2 separate regions of the Homo sapiens genome follow, and region 1 is linked to region 2. A link is an interaction called in ENCODE POLR2A ChIA-PET data of the cell type or tissue named here. Cell type or tissue: Caco-2. All regions are shown on one strand. Each heading gives the region's core, and the rest is flanking DNA. Links, peaks and the distances in the headings are about the cores only.

What was found. ChIA-PET counts read pairs that join two places held together with the same protein. Peaks named below come from ENCODE experiments on the same cell type or tissue, not always from the same donor. Only the 100,000 strongest peaks of a DNase experiment are listed, where the experiment ranks them.
Region 1: POLR2A ChIA-PET joins it to region 2 with 18 read pairs; 2 of 35 experiments call an interaction of 5 or more read pairs at or near these places.

What each region holds. Positions count from the first base shown.
Region 1 is chr11:59,831,768-59,840,456 of GRCh38, reverse strand. CBLIF (cobalamin binding intrinsic factor) reads left to right here. Exons shown (of 9, transcript NM_005142.3): 6 at 3,106-3,283; 7 at 4,448-4,649; 8 at 8,661-8,689. Among named protein-coding and RNA genes, the nearest start is that of CBLIF, 9.4 kb to the left of the region's middle. In Caco-2, for the core only: no CTCF peak of the experiment used is centred there; no DNase peak of the experiment used is centred there.
Region 2 is chr11:59,773,138-59,781,826 of GRCh38, reverse strand. STX3 (syntaxin 3) reads right to left here. Exons shown (of 11, transcript NM_004177.5): 2 at 8,533-8,616. It also overlaps the pseudogene FABP5P7. Among named protein-coding and RNA genes, the nearest start is that of STX3, 22 kb to the right of the region's middle. In Caco-2, for the core only: no CTCF peak of the experiment used is centred there; DNase peaks (open chromatin) are centred at 3,476 and 5,166.

The DNA.
Region 1 (8,689 bases), core at 291-8,290, 58 kb before region 2:
GCACCAATGGTGGTGGGCAGAAATAACCAACTAGAATCAGAAACTAGCAACCATCTGTGGCTGAATCCTCTAATCCCAACTAAGAAGTTTGAGCTCCAGTGTCTCAAAATGTCCTATGGGGATTAATAGGACCAGGGACTCTTCAACTCAGAAAGCCCACTAAAGGGAGAATCATGGAATGGTGATGCCAGCCCTAAACCTAACATAGTTGCGGACTATTAGAAAGAAATTGTCTCCTGGGGAAAACAATGGAGACTAGTATTGAGATTTCATACATTAAAAATTAGAAAAGGATATAAGCAGCCTAAGAATTGGTTCATGTTAAACATAAGAGCAAAAAAAAAAAAATTTCCACTTCAATGGACCACATATAGAAGTGACTAATAAAAATAGAGTTCATTTCTATGTCACAGTCAAGGAGACTTTGTCATAGAACAAAACCCTGTTTTTTCCATGGCTGAATTTTACAAGAACATTCCCAGTGCTCTGGTCTAGAAGCTTTTTGGAAAGAAAAAGGCAGTCTGGAAGAGATATAAAAGATGGTTTGGGGATTTTTTTTTTTTATGTGTGACTCTCTAAAAATAACCTTGCTTCAATTTATCACCAGACAGTGAAGTGTTTACTTTTGCTAACTTGGTTTGTGAATTCTGTTTGGATTTTATCACCTGCCAAGTACACTTTGATAAGCTGTACCTGGGAATTAGAGCTTTTCCTATCAAAAGGCAGGACCCTGTCTACATCCAAATACCACAGGCCATGTGGATTTCTTGTCAGAATACATAATCTCTCCCTACCCTTTTTACTGCCTCTATCTGGAACTTATTTAGGCATCCTGAAATCTGGAATCAATAGGTGTCTAATATATAATATTTTCCTAATCTAAAATATTCTGATATAGAAAATCAAAGGGCTCTGGAACTATCACAATTTAGGTTTGACTCCCACACCTGCCACCATCTCAGACAAATATTGAATTTCCCCAGATTTTATTTTCCCCATAATAATAAGGTTGCAATTAGGTTAAATAAAATGTGGTATGCAAAAAAATGCATGCATAATGTAATGCTTAACAATTGTTCAAGATCTGTCTCAGCAGAGCAGTGATGCTAGTAAAGTTCCTTTTCAGCCTTTGTTCACCTTCTTCCAAGATGTCAGTACACTTCCAGTGGCCCAGGCCACACTCTTCCCTACCCAAAGACGCTCATGAGGCATTTCCTCTGTTCCAGAACTTCTCATCTTTCTTCCATGAATATCCTATTGCTTTCAAGTTTCCTCTGATAGGCGCTTATCTTGAAAAGGGATCTGATAGGCCAGGCGTGATGGCTCACACCTGTAATCCCAGCACTTTGGGAGGACGAGGCGGGCAGATCACTTGGGGTCAGGAGTTCAAGACCAGCCTGGCCAATATGGTGAAACCCCATCTCTACTAAAAATACAAAAATTAGCCTGGTGTGCTGGCAGGCACCTATAATCCCAGCTGCTCAGGAGGCTGAGGCAGGAGAATCACTTGAACCCGGGAGACGGAGGTTGCAGTGAGCCAAGATTGCACCAATGCACTCCAGCCTGGGCATCACAGCGAGACTCCATCTCAAAAAAAAAAAAAAAAAAGAAAGAAAGAAAAGAAAAAGAGAACTGATAAACTTCTTGATGGAAAGTTATTAATGACGTCTAACCACTTAATGTGTTATCCTCTCTAGAGTGTTGGCATTGGTGATGTGTAATCCCAATGAATATACCTTGCTTAGTGAAATTTGGGAGGTGCATATGACAAGTGGACAAGATATTGTTGCTGAGGAGCACCCACCTGATGGCCCTTAAAGCAACTGCCTTGTAAAGTGGCCTCTGTCCAGAGCCATGCTTCATAGATGCTGAGGTTCAGTGATGGTTGTCCCTGTCACAACTGCCCAGTTGTGCATACTGACCCTAGCTGAGACAGCCGTTTCTGACTCCTCTCTCTCTCTTCTCCCATTTCCTATTCCAAGCTTCAGGTGAACCAGTCATTAACAATCTCAGCCTATTAACATGCTCTGGTGGCCATAATCGCACTGTAAAGGAAGGGAGGTGGTAATGACAGCTTCCACATCACACATCACACATCACGAAATGCTTTTATACATTAGCCCCTTGGAACCGCAAATGACTCCCCCAACAATAGACAGAAGTTATTATTTCTATTTTATTCATGCGATAGATAACGCAGCAAAATAGGTGAATGGCTGAATGGCTTGGTGTATTACTCAAGACTCATTTTGCAAGTAACAGAAACCCAAATCCTTTTAGCTCAAGAAAAAAATGAGGATTTACTATTCACATACACTGGGAAGTCTAGGGCTGAATTAGGTGGTTTCAGGAATAACCAGAATAAAGGGCTCAAATCATGATATCAGGAGCCACTCTTTTTTCATCGTCCAGCCCTGATTTTCCTCATTCTTTCCTGCTGCAGGGCTTCTTCAAAGTGGCTGAGAAAGATGGTCACTAGCAGCTTACCGTTTATTTGCATGGTCCCAGTTGAATAACCTTAGCAGGAAAAAAAAATCTTTGGGTGTCCCAATGTCTGTATGTCGGGGAATGATTCTGATTAGTACATGTGTCCACCAATCACTGTCATCAAGGGGATGGTGACCACCATCAGCCCAGTCCAGGTCATGAGTCCATCCTGGGCCAGGGTTGTGGAGCCTCTGAGAGTCCTGACACAAGCACAAAGTGAGGGAAAAGTCCATCAAAGAGGGCACATGGCAATATGAAACAAGGGGTCTACTCCGTTTATGTGGCTAGACTGTCCTAGGCTAAAGCTCCCTCTGGAGCCCAGCTCTCACCCTCACTCTACATTCAAGAGTCGTTCGTAAATATGACTGCCTAATAGTGTTCCCTGGATCTGATCATTGCACAGTTCTGTGTCTGCTGTCTGACAGACACTGTGCTAAGTGGTGGGGACATAGCATTGAAGACAAATGTTTTCCAAACCTTACATAGCATTGGCTTTGCATTCTGGGTGACTACGTGATCACCATGATTAGTGATCAAGTTTATCTCTTAAGACATGTAAGAGCCAACTCTCAGCTATGCCTAATTACTCTTTCTCTCTCTTTCTGTCTTCCTTCCCAGGCTCTCTCTGTAACACCTGAGCCATCTAAAAAGGAATGGAACTGCAAGAAGACTACGGATATGATACTCAATGAGATTAAGCAGGGGAAATTCCACAACCCCATGTCCATTGCTCAAATCCTCCCTTCCCTGAAAGGCAAGACATACCTAGATGTGCCCCAGGTCACTTGTAGTCCTGGTAAGACATCCACCTCTCCTTATGTCATAAAGCAGCAACTTATGCCAGAAATGACATGTGGATCAATGTTAAGTGGCATATAGGCTTGTAATGTCCATTATTCCCATGTGGGCAGAGTACATCTGACTCCCAGTCCTTAAGAGTGTGTGCTAGCACACAGACATACCTTCCTGCACTCAGAACTCAGCCCCATATCTACTTCATTCAGCATATATTTACCTAGCTCCTACTATGTGCAAAGCATTTTGTGGGATACTAGAGGTAGAAGAAGCTCCATGGTCCCAGCTATCAAACAACATATAGCTTCATTTATTCATTTCACAAATGTACCATCAAACACTATGCATATCTTATCATATCTGCCTTTCACAAAGTCAGAAGACAGATGTGTAAACAAAAACTACAATATTTGGGACAATCGAGTAAGTATTAAATAGAAGTTAAAGCCACACACAGTGCAAATGCCAAAAAGAAAAATAGTGACCAGTTGTTGATTTTGTTTGGGAGGCTTCAGAGAAGAACAGAATTCATATTTAAATCGAGCCTTAACGATCTAAATATGAAAGCTCGATGCACGCAATATATCAATGAGATGGAGTGGAAACCTAGCATGCCACTTTTTAATTAAAAATATCTTTATTTTATCCAATTATGCATATAATTGAAAGACACTAAAAATTCAAACATTACAGAAATATGCATTTGGAAAGTGGAGGTCTTGCATAAAAACTTATTACTCCAGAGATTACTAGTGTTTGGTATGGATTCCTCAAACTCTTTTTTTTTAATAAAATGCTAACACAAAGCATCATTCCTCTTGCATTGCATGAACTTCCTAAGACAAGAAGCAATTAATAAGTTTCTCGTCTATCTCAATGCAGAATGTGGAGACCAAAATCAAGCAAACTGATCCCAATCCTACCAAAAACTACCACATTCACTCAACCCCTTAGGCTGCTTCCCAGTGATGTCCCAACCTTAACAAGGTGGCCATGGAGTTTTTGCCGGAATTCTATGCTAGTTGTCCAAGTACTTTGTTAAATGGTATGAAACTCACTACTTTCTCAAAATGTCTTCTGGGGTAAGTTGCCAATAACAGAGATTTTGCACCTATGATACAAACCCCATAATCTTTGACAAATGTGGCCTCTTTGCCCTTCACAGATCATGAGGTACAACCAACTCTACCCAGCAACCCTGGCCCTGGCCCCACCTCTGCATCTAACATCACTGTCATATACACCATAAATAACCAGCTGAGGGGGGTTGAGCTGCTCTTCAACGAGACCATCAATGTTAGTGTGAAAAGTGGGTCAGTGTTACTTGTTGTCCTAGAGGAAGCACAGCGCAAAAATCCTATGTTCAAGTGAGTATTACAAATGTCATTCATCATTCTCTCAAGGCCTGATCTGAATTCCCATTTTTTATCCATCCTGTTTTCCTAATTTTTTTCCTTTTGATAACAGATTTTTATTTAATAGCGCTTGAGCAGCTTTCAATCTAATAAATAGGTAAGGCTCTCATGAAAACTTAAATCATATAAGTCAACATATGATGAAGTTTTAAAAACAAAAATTCAGAGGAGATTCGAAAGTCCATTGCAGAGTAGAACAGGCAAAAGAGACTTTGTAGCTTTGAAACACAAAGAATAGGTACTATTTAGGAAGATGTGGGAAGAGGTAAGTCCAGAAAAAGAAATGGCCAGAACAGGCCGGGCGTAGTGGCTCATGCCTGTAATCCCAACACTTTGGGAGGCCCACGCCTGTAATCCCAGCACTTTGGGAGGCTGAGGCATGCGGATCATCTTAGCTCAGGAGTTTCACCAACATGGTGAAACCCCGTCTCTACTAAAAACACAAAATTAGCCAGGCGTGGTGGCACGTGCCTGTAATCCCATCTACTCGGGAGGCTGAGGCAGGAGAATCGCTTGAACCTGGGAGACGGAGGTTGCGGTGAGCCGAGATCATGCCATTGCACCCCAGCCTGGGCAACAAGAGCAAAACTTCATCTCAAAAAAAAAAAAAAAGGAAAAGAAATGGCCAGAACAAAGCATTTGCGATAAGACTGAGCAAGGAATTTGGGGCCAATGAATAGGCCAGGTGGACATACCAGGTTGGGTGACAGTGTAAAAGTCTTGAAATACCAGGTTCAGGAGACTGAACTTCATTTTGCAAGTTTTTGAGTAAGAAAATCCACTTGGTAAAATGTTGCTTAGGTCGTGAGAATAGGAGACAAGGCTAAAACATAGGACATGACTCCAATAATGGAGGTGTGAAGTGACGATGACTTCCTCTGGGATACACGGACCCACACCAAGGCTCTGTGAGTGATGGGACATAGAGGTCAAGAGAAAGAAGCTTCAAAACTATTGATTAAAGGGTCAAGAAGAAAGAATATCTTTCAAAGAAAAGGATTAAATTCCTTAGATATGTTTAATGGTAGGCATTTGAAATAGGAACATTAGAAGGCTTTTGGCGGTATAGTCCAGGCACAGTGGCTCATGCCTGTAATTACAGCACTTTGGAAGCTGAGGCGGGTGGATCAGTTGAGGGTAGGAGTTCGAGACTAGCCTGGCCAACATGGCGAAACCTCATCTCTACTAAAAGTACAAAAATTAGCCAGGCGTGGTGGTGCGTGCCTGTGGTCCCAGCTACCCAGGAGGTTGAGACGGGAAGATTGCTTGAGCCTGGGAGGTGGAGGTTGCAGTGAGCCAAGATCGTGCCCACTGCTCTCCAGCCTGGGAGACAGAGTGAGACTCTGTCTCAAAAAAAAAAAAAACAAAAAAAAGGAAGGAAAGAAGGAATTGAGAGAGAGAAAGAAAGAGAAAGAAAGAAAAAGGAAGGAAGGAAGGAAGGAAGGAAGAAAGAAAGAAAGAAAGAAAGAAAGAAAGAAAGAAAGAAAGAAAGAAAGAAAGAAAGAAAGAAAGAAAGAAAAAGAAAGAAAGAAAGAAACAGAAAGGCAGGCTTTTGGAGGCATAGAGGAAGTACTAGGAAAAGAGGTCAGGACATGCAAAAAATAAATTGGACAGTCATCTCTTAGAGGTGATGACCTAAGTCAAGAACCCATGCAGTAGATAGCAGATACTTGCACCCAATAAAACCATAAGACATATTTAGTTATTCTCATTTTACAGATAGAACCCTTAGGCCCAAAGAAGTTAGTAACATTCCTAAGATCACATAACATGTAACTAATAGAGTTGAGAGTGGAACCCAGGTTGGACTGAATCTGATGCTCATGTTCTTTCCATGCCCCTCTCAAGGTAGGGGAAAATACAGAAATAAATCACAGAGGAGAAAATTAACTTTTAGGGCATGTTTATAGTTTGCAAAAAGAGGAAGCAGTAAAGAAACATGGAGAAGTCTAAGCTATAGGAGGAGAGGAGGAAAAATGCCAAGTCATGGAAAGGAAAAAAGCATCTTTTCTTTTTCAAAGAAAAGATGATCCAAATTCTTCAGGAAGATATCAAGAAGGAATACTGACAAAGGCTAAGGAATTGACAACTGAGTGATACCACGTGGGTATCTATTCCACCCGGTTCTGTTGAGCACATTGTGTCTGCTGCTTACTGCACGACTCCATAACTTCCCTAACTTCCATAGACAGGTCAGGATAAAAATTGCACTTCAAAACTATTTAATTTTTTTTTTTTTTTTGAGACAGAGTTTTGCTCTTGTCACCCAGGCTGGAATGCAATGGCGCGATCTCGGCTCACTGCAACCCCCACCTCCCGGGTTCAAGTGATTCTCCTACCTCAGCCTCCTGAGTAGCTGGGATTATAGGCACCCGCCACGATGCCCTGCTAATTTTTGTATTTTCAGTAGAGATGGGGTTTCAGCATGTTGGCCAGGCTGGTCTTGAACTCCAGACCTCAGGTGATCCACCCACCTCAGCCTCCCAAAGTGCTGGGATTACTGGCGTGAGCCACTGCGTCTGGCCCAAAAATATTTAATTTTAAAACCCTCTGAATATACCGTACTTTACTTCTCTGAAGTTAGCTTTAATTTTGCCTAATTTTTCTTTTTCTGATTATAAATGTATTAAATACATAGAGCAGAAATTTTGAGGGAAAAAGCAAAAAGAAGAAAAATCATCTATAGTCCACACACAATATCACAATTGTTAATATTTTTTATAACTTTTGTAGGTTTTTTTCTATGCATATTACAAATAGGTGTGATCCATCATATACATGGGACAGATATTTCATGTAAAATTTGTACCTCATATTTTCACTTAACGTTATTGCATAAGTAGTTTCCTGTGTTACTGAAAATTATTGACAAATATTTTCATGGCTTCCAAATATTTAATCTTGGATATTCATTCCATCACTCATATAATCATTTACCCATTTGGGGGAATTTACATTTTTTAAATTTGATTATTAATAGGTGTTTTCAAAATCCATTCATTTTCATTTCATTTCATTCTAAGTGAAGTAATTTCATATTCATTAGTCATTTGTATGTTTGCTTTTTTAAAATTTATTTATTTATTTATTTATTTTGAGATCAGGTTATGAGACTGGCTAATTTTTGTATTTTTGTTAGAGACGGGGTTTCACTATATTGCCAAGGCTGGTCTCGAACTCCTGGGCTCAAGCAATCTGCCCTCTTCAGCCTCCCAAAGTGCTGGGATTGCAGGCATGAGCCGCCACACCTGGCCCATTTTCTCTTTTTTTTAAACTTAACTTTTATTTTAAGTTTGGGGTACATTTGCATGTTTGTTACATAGGTAAACTGTGTCATGGGGGTTTGTTGTACAGATTATTTCATCACCCAGGTATTAATTCTACTACCCATTAGTTATTTCTCCTGATCCTGTCCCTCCTCCCAACCTGTACCCTCTGATAGGCCCCTGTGTGTGTTGTTCCCCTCTGTGTATTCATGTGTTCTCATCATTTTGCTCCCACTTATAAGTAAGAACATGCAGTATTTGGTTTTCTGTTCCTGTGTTAGTTTGCTAAGGATAATGGCCTCCATCCATGTCCATTGCAGCACGATTCACAATAGCAAAGACATGGAATCAACCTAAATGCCCATCAATAGTAAACTGGTTAAAGCATTTTCTCATTTGATTTTATCTGATCATTTTATCAGATAAAATCATGCTCAAAAGAGAATATCATTTAAAATATCTGAAGCATTTATCTGAAGCATTTAAAGTGTCTCTATCCTGGCGGGTGGATGCTTGAGCCCAGGATTTTGAGGCTGCCATAAGCTAGGATCTCACCACTAGCCTGGGTAACAAAGTCACACCTTGTCTCTAAAAAATTAATTAACTAATTAATTAATTGACTGTCTCTATCCCTTCATCTTACCGCTTATTCCCTGACCTAAAGTGAGATGTTAATCATATATAAACTTTTTTTTAGATTTGAAACCACAATGACATCTTGGGGCC
Region 2 (8,689 bases), core at 150-8,149:
CAGTCTTCATATTAGAGCTGCTCAGTCAAGTCCTCTTTAATTTGTTTGCTTCTTTGCTTTAGAAAACAAATGTTGCTCTCTGCACGCCAGCCCGCCCGCACCCACCATGGCCACAGTTCAGCAGCTGGAAGGAAGATGGCGCCTGGTGGACAGCAAAGGCTTTGATGAATACATGAAGGAGCTAGGAGTGGGAATAGCTTTGCGAAAAATGGGCGCAATGGCCAAGCCAGATTGTATCATCACTTGTGATGGTAAAAACCTCACCATAAAAACTGAGAGCACTTTGAAAACAACACAGTTTTCTTGTACCCTGGGAGAGAAGTTTGAAGAAACCACAGCTGATGGCAGAAAAACTCAGACTGTCTGCAACTTTACAGATGGTGCATTGGTTCAGCATCAGGAGTGGGATGGGAAGGAAAGCACAATAACAAGAAAATTGAAAGATGGGAAATTAGTGGTGGAGTGTGTCATGAACAATGTCACCTGTACTCGGATCTATGAAAAAGTAGAATAAAAATTCCATCATCACTTTGGACAGGAGTTAATTAAGAGAATGACCAAGCTCAGTTCAATGAGCAAATCTCCATACTGTTTCTTTCTTTTTTTTTTCATTACTGTGTTCAATTATCTTTATCATAAACATTTTACATGCAGCTATTTCAAAGTGTGTTGGATTAATTAGGATCATCCCTTTGGTTAATAAATAAATGTGTTTGTGCTAATATAAAAAAAAAAAAAAAAGAAAACAAATGTTGATGAAAAGGGAGGGAAAAGGCCACCTCAGTCAACCAAGCAATGGAAGTCAAGTCCCAAAAGCATTTTATCAAGACCAGGACTAATGTTTCAATTCTCCTTTTATGAATGAAAAGAAAAGAATGATCTCAGAATTATACTGACCAATGAAAACAAGTATTCTGAGACAATAATCTCAAGTAAATTAAGTGTGTTGGGGCTTTGCATCACTCAAAACTTAGTCAGGAAAGTGAAAACCTATCTAGTTATTTTAATCAAAGTAATATAATAAAGGGATTGTTTATGCAGGGATGGAAGCGTCAAGAAGCCAAACAGAAGTTTGCTGGGGCACTCTGAAAATTAGCAACAGCAGGTCAGAGCGAAAGAGAAGGAAGGCAGGGTCACCAGAGCCTAAAGCCAGAGCTGTCTGATGGGGACCAGACCATGGTGGAGTTGACCAGCAGAACTGGGACCATGGAGGCGGGGTCTATTGAGAAAGAGCTGAGGCCATGAAGAAGGCATGTCTGAGGTAGAGAGAGAAAGGAGGAAAACTATGGTCTCTTCCCTCCTCCTTGAGTCTTCTGCTAGTACCTCACTGTCTTAATCTGTTCAGGTTCCTGTAAGAAAAATACCATAGCCTAGGTGGCTTAAACACAGGATATATTTCTCACAGTACTGGAGGCTAGGAAGTCCACTGGCAAATCTGATGTCTGAGGAGGACCCTCTTCCTGGCTTGTAGACAGCTGCCTTCTTCCAGTATCTTCACATGGCTGAGAGAGAGATCATCTTTCTCACGTCTCTTTTTATAAGGGTACTAATTCGCCCTCATGACCTAATTACCTCCCAAAAGCCCTACCTCCAAATACCATCACATTGGCGATTAGACTCCAGCATATGAATTTTGAGGGGACACAAACATTCAGTCCATAACACTCTCCTTAGTCAAATATACCAAAAGCAATTGGCAGGGGAAGCTGGGAAATGTAGTTCCCTGTGATACAGAGAAGAGCAGAGGAAGGACAGTAGGGAATGGTCCTGAATGCAAATAGGCAAATGACTGGCAAGGCTTCCTGCCTGCCCCATTGGAAGAGCCCAGAAATGCAGAATCTACCAGTTTGCCTGGTAGGTCATTGTCATCCAATATTCTACTTAAAGAATTAAAAAGTATTTAACCTGCTAGATTTAATGTGTGGATTTCCAAGTTGGATTCACTTTGAGGTTCTTAGTTCTAACAAAAATCAAGCATACCTAGCAAATCCATATGCTTCAAGACTGGTCACCTCACAGCTCCTCCAGCCAGGTATTGCTCCACCCACCCCTCACCCCAGCCAGGCTCTGCTGCACTATGCCCACAATTTATCCACCCTAACTTCTCCCAGAACTGATTCAGATCCCCTCAAGCACTAGGACCACGTGTTGCTCAACTTAGACTACTTGATATTCATCACTGTCAAGCATGTGGGTTACTCAGTAGACATTTGCTGAATAAATAAATGAATATAAGTAACTGCAGGAGACAAGTATGCTTCTTATATCACTACAAATGGTCTGTTATACCACTACAAATGCATACTTCTTATGGACTGAATGTGCTCTCCCAAAATTAATATGTTGATGCCTAATCCCCAATGGGATGGTACTTAGAGGGAGATGGGACCTTTGGAAGGCATTTAGGTTGTAAGGGTGGAGCCCTCATGACTGTGTTTTGTGCACTTATAAGCAGAGGCCAAAGAGCTAGCTTGCTCTTTCCACCCTGTAAGGATACAGATACAGCAAGGTGGCAGTCCACAACCCAGAAGAGGGTCCTCACCAGAACCCGATCATGCTGGAATCCTGGTCTCGGACTTTCAGCCTCCAGAACTGTAGGAAACACATTCTTATTGTTTATAAGCCATTCAGTCTACGGTACTTTCTCATAGCAGCCCAAACTAAGACAGCATTCAAAAAAGTAAATTTTTGGCCAGCGTGGTGCCTCACACCTATAATCCCAACACTTTGGGAGGCCAAGGCGGGCAGATCACCTGAGATCAGGAGTTCCAGACCAGCCTGACCAACATGGTGAAACCCCGTCTCTACTAAAAATACAAAAATTAGCTGGGCATTGTTGTGGATGCCTGTAATCCCAGCTACTTGGGAGGCTGAGGCAGGAAAATCGCTTGAACCCAGGAGGAGGCGGAGGCTGCAGTGAGCCGAGATCACACTGTTGCATTCCAGCCTGGGCGACAAGAGCGAAACTTCATCCCCAAAAAAAAAAAAAAAAAAAGGAAAAGAAAAGAAAACTTTCATCCTTATTAATAGAAGTTCCATGTTAGAAAGTGTTGCTCTGAAAAATTAAATGCTAGGATAGCCAAGTTAAGCTGATTTATTACAGGACTTCTTAGAGCTTTCAATAAGTTAACGTGCATTTTAAGTTTCCAAGAGAAGAAAGAAGCAGGAAGCATTTCTCAAACATATTTGATCACAGAAGGCTTTTTGCACCTCACACTGCCATCTGTGACAACGCATTTTCACTGACCCAACAAACAGCCATTCCCTGGCCCCTTCCCTCTCTTTCTTTTTAACAGAAATCTGACTTTGTTTGGGTAGTGGCATTGCCAGCCCCAGAGGATGAATCATGATGTGTTTGATGGCAATCCTGGCAATCCTGTCCCTTTGCTGAGTACTCACTTTCCTGGTGTCCCTTCCAGCTAAGGAGGCCCACACCATGTGACCCAGTGCTATCCAGGAGGCCACAAGGGAAGTCAGATTGGAGGATCTGGGCAGTTTTCCTCTCTGATGAAAGGACCTTTGGACTTTTCTAGCTGCACCCTTTCTTAATGCTTGCAACGCTGTCACAGGGTGATGCCAAATAGAGCTCTGACTCTGGTGGTTTCAAAACACAGGCAGGTGGGACCTATGTACCGCTCTTTTAATCTGGCAGGCTTGTGACTGCTTCAGTAACAGAGCCAAGCAGAAGTGATGTGCTATGTAACTTCTGTAGCTGGAACACTTGCCTTGCATCCCTGAGCTTCTATGTAACAAGTTCAATAGCCCTAAGTGGGCCAGCTACGAGAAGCCCAAGCCACAGAAAGAAGCCAAGTGTAGGTGCTCTGACTGACAGTCTCTGCTGAGCTTTTCCCTTGAGCCACCCCAGTAAAGGCACCAGACAGTAAAATTTTAAAAGCCTCTACAAGATTCTAGCCTGCAGTTGTTCAAGTCTTCCCAATAAAAGCCCCAGAAATTGTAGAGCAGAAGTAATCCGGACCCACTTTGCCCTGTTTGAATTCCTACTCCACAGAATCTGTCAGCAAAACAAACAGTTGTTTTATACCACTAAATATTGGGGCTATGCTGTGATATAACAATAGATAATCACAGAACAGACTCTCTCTCTCACAATCCTAAGAGAAAAGCCAAGAGGATCACAGTGATGCTGACCTAGAACCCCAAGCTGACCTTTAAACGGCACCATCCCTAACCCCAAACTACTTCATATGCAAAATAATTACATATCTTTGTTGCTTAAGCCACAGTTAGTCAAAAGCATCCCTAAATGATAGGCTACACTGCTGCTCAGGATCACAGATTCAGGTCAAGGCTCCATCGCTGGCTTGCTGGTCTTTCCATTTCAGGTCTTTCGCACCCTCCACAAACTGCCATCGGAGTGAATTTTCTAAAACACACTCTGAGCCCATCACTTCCTTGTTTAAATCCTCGAAGGTTCCCCATCACTTTGCAGTGGTGCATAGCTGCAGTAGGCAACAGAATTATCCGGAAGACATTCCTAAAAATCCAAAAGTCTGAGCCATTCCAGTCCCTAAGAATCAGGTATGTGTATGTGCAAAAAACTCCCCAGGTGATTCTGATGACAAGTCTAGTTAAGAACCAGGGAAATCTTCCCTCACCTTCCTCTCTGCAGGCAGAATTTAACGCTTCCTCTTCTGTGCTCCCATGGTACCTTACTGACACTTTTCTTATCATATAACAACATTTTAAAAATTTCTATCACCCTTACCAGATAAGGAGACAACAGGGGGCGAGAATCCTGTCACAGAACATTGGATCCCCAGCACCTAACATGCTATCTTGAAGACAGTAAGCGCTCAAATACTTTGATGAATAGATAAACGAATACAGAAAAATAAACCCCTAATGTTTCTGCCTCCAAAGGCAGGTCTGTTTCATCTGAACATTACTTTCTGCCAACTGAGCAAACAAACCAAGAAAAATATAGACAACTGCAAATTAGACAAAAATGTGGCGTTTATCATTTACCAGGCTCTGGCTTGATCAGCCAAAGTGGCCTGAAAACCCAAGGGCCAATCTTTTTTTCCAACGATCAAGAAGCTAGAGAAGATACAATGGAATCTGACAGTGCAAATCACATTCTGAAAACACCCTGGTCCTATGACTTCATGTGCACCTTGCAAATACCTCTATGACTAAGCTGTGATTCATGCTCTCAGCAAATAACCAAGGATGACCTCCTGGAACCAGTCCAAACAGTAAGTTTTATCAAGAGTGCTTTCCCAAGAAAGCGACTTAGTTATATAACCTGCAGGGTGTAGTGGGCATGATCACCAGTCACATAGAGGGGGACAATCTCTCATTTCCCCAAATCTCTATTCTCTGAAACATAATTTATCCCAATTTCAACAGTATATCTACACCACATTCTATAAAATAAACTTTGTGGTCTACTTATTCATAAGTACACTGGGGGACAGAAGGGTGATAAGAACATATGTACTAGATGTCAGGCACTGTGATAGGTGCACCCATACCCTTTCTCATTTTATATCCATAAAATCCAACAGGTAATATTCTCTTTTTAGAGAAAACTGGGGTTTAGAGTAGTTAACTTTTCCAAAATTGTACCACTGGTAATGGGCAGAGCTGAGATTCAGACCATGTTAGGTGGGGCCAGAGCCTACTTGATCCACTCCCTCTTACTTCTCCCCACTCCCCCAAGGCCTTATCCTCTCTGTGCTCTATCAGATCCAAGAAAAGAGGAAAGTAACACTGCTGAACCCCATGCTAAGTACTTTCTGAGCATTAGCTCCTTTAATCTCTACCAAATCTATGACATGAATATTTTTCTCCCCAGTTTACAGATAAACCCACTGATACTTGGAACAGTTAAGGAATGTGAACAAGATCACACAGTTAGTGGCAGATATGGAATTTAATTCAAAGATCATGTTCTTTCCACCTCCCCATGCTGTCCCTCTTCTCCACTCTAAATATAAGTTTCACGGGGTTTTTCCCTAAATGACAGACACACACATAACAAAGAGAAAGAAATAAGCAATGCAGCAGCCCTGAAGGTCTTGTTAAATCTTCAACAGCCTCTTCAGAAGTAGCTACCACCCATCCAGTGCTTTTATGTCTGACGATCCTTCCCAGATGTGTGATCTCATATGATCCTCATGGCATCCTTGAAAGGTAAGTACTAACACTCCCAATTTCCAGAGCAGGACATTAAAACTAAGAGATGTTAAGCAACCTGACCAAGGTTACACTGCTACGAAATGCTTGAAAAGTGGACTCAAACCATGTTTTAGAGGCCAAAGCCCACCATCTTCACACCTAACAAAGAGGGTCCTCTCAGGGACCCTCTGACTGGCTCAGAAGAAAAAGGAGAACACAGTTATTGGAAAAGATTCCTTATCTTAGGGAAGAAGTTCTTTAATGTATCTGGTTCTCCAAGGCAGACTGAGATGAGCTAGAAAGACTTCAAACATCTCCTTAAGTCCACCCCCATCACGGAGTGAAAGGATATTGTCCTTCCACGATCCACAATTGGAGTAACACTGGACTCACAAAGCCTAAGTGTTGTTTGATCTCACTATGACTCTGATGGACCCGCCTGTGAGGAGGGTGGGGATCTGTGGAGAGTTTACAGCCAACTTCCCAATCAGGCCAGCACACATTCAAGTTTATTCTTAATTCCTGTTTATTACTCTAACAGATAAATGGGCACGAACCGTCATGCCCCACTCCATTCCTTTCAGAAAAAAAACTGGAGGGTTACTTTTCCACATCCACAGTCTAGAGGATGGGAAGCATCACATTCTCTCTGCAAAAAGAGCACGATACTTCTTGTTTTCTTTCCAGGGGAAATTAAAAACCTAAGAAACCATAGTATGGTGGCAGAAACTTCAACAATAGTGAGCTTTTTGTTTTTGTTTTTTGAATTATCATTCATTAAGCACATATATGCCAGATGCTATGCTGTGTTACAAACATTATTCCTCTTGGTTTTTGTTGTTGTTGTTTGTTTTTGAGACGGAGTCTACCGCTGTCACCCAGGCTGGAGTGCAGTGGCGCAATCTCGGCTCACTGCAACCTACGCCTCCTGGGTTCAAGCGATTCTCCTGCCTCAGCCTCTCGGGTAGCTGGGATTACAGGTGCCCACCACCACACCCAGCTAATATTTGTATGTTTAGTACAGACAGGGTTTCACTGTGTTGGCCAGGCTGGTCTCAAACTCTTGACCTTGTGATCCGCCCACCTCGGCCCCCCAAAGTGCTGGGATTACAAGCGTGAGCCACCACGCCTGGCCTGTCCCTCTTAATCCTTATGCAACTCAATGGGGATTTTTGTTGTTTATTGTTTTTTTCTTTTCTTACCTAAACACTGGATCACCAGTGAATTTTTTTTTTTTTTTTTTTTAGGGGACAAGGTCTCACTCTGTTGCCCAGGCTAGAATGCAGTGGCATGATCATAGCTCACTGCAGCCTCAAACTCCTAGGCTCAGGTGATCCCACCTGTGGGAAATTACATTATCAATCCTAATTTACAGGTAAGGAAGCCCAGACACAGATTGTTAAGGAACGTTCATGAAATCAACAGCTTCTCAGAAGCAGGGTTGAGATTTGGGCCCAAGTTTACCCAGCTCGAAAGCCAGTGTTTTCATCCACGATATACTACTGCCTCTACAAGCTTTCCTCCACCACCTACCTATCATAGTACCATCCCATTGAGGACCTTTAAGATCAGAGTACATGGATCTGTAGACATGAACCCATTTTTGCCCCTGTTGAACTTTTACAAAACTAAACTGGCAGTTTGGTTTCTCAGTTACCACTAGAATTAAGTCAGAGGGACTATAATTTTTTTTTTTTTTTTTTTTTTTGTGTGTGTGAGACAAAGTCTCACTCTGTCACCCAGGCTGGAGTGCAGTGGTGCGATCTCGGCTCACTGCAACCTCCACCTCCCGGATTCAAGTGATTCCTTTGCCTCAGCCTCCCAAGTAGCTGGGATTACAGGTGTGCCTGGCTAATTTTTGTATTTTTAGTAGAGGCAGGGTTTTGCCATGTTGGCCAGGTTGTTCTTGAACTCCTGACCTCAAGTGATCCACCTGCCTTGGCCTCCCAAAGTGCTGGGCTTACAGGTGTGAGCCACCATGTCTGGCCCCAAAATTTTCAAAACTACACATTTGATGTATCTGAATCACAAGCCTAAAGATGCAATGTTTTATACTCATGGTTGTGATCCTATGGTTGATTCTGTATTTGTTATGTACTTTAAGCAAGAAAGGATATCATTAAAATGTTGTCATACGGAGTAAGATTTTAAAAGCATCTCTTCAATTACATATAATTGACCCTCTGCTGACTTTCTTAAGATTTTTAAAAATCCAGATTCAAGTAAATATTGAAAATAATGTTATTTTAATTTCTTTGTCTGGCCATCCCACCCTAGCAAAAAACTGTGACCTTCCTCTGCTACCCTGAAAAATCTAAGGTTTTTTATTCTTACTAAGGAAATAGTGTTTCCTTATGTACATTTAGAAAAAAATACAGGAAGGTTGCCTACCTCAGAAAAGAACTCGTCCATAAAAGCCGTGTTGTCGATAGCAATCTCAACCGCATCAGTATCATCATCCTGTGTCAGCTGCTTCTGCAAAAGGCAAAAAAGAGCAGAGTGAGGCTAAAAACACAATAAATGGCTAAATTATTGAATGCTCACGAAG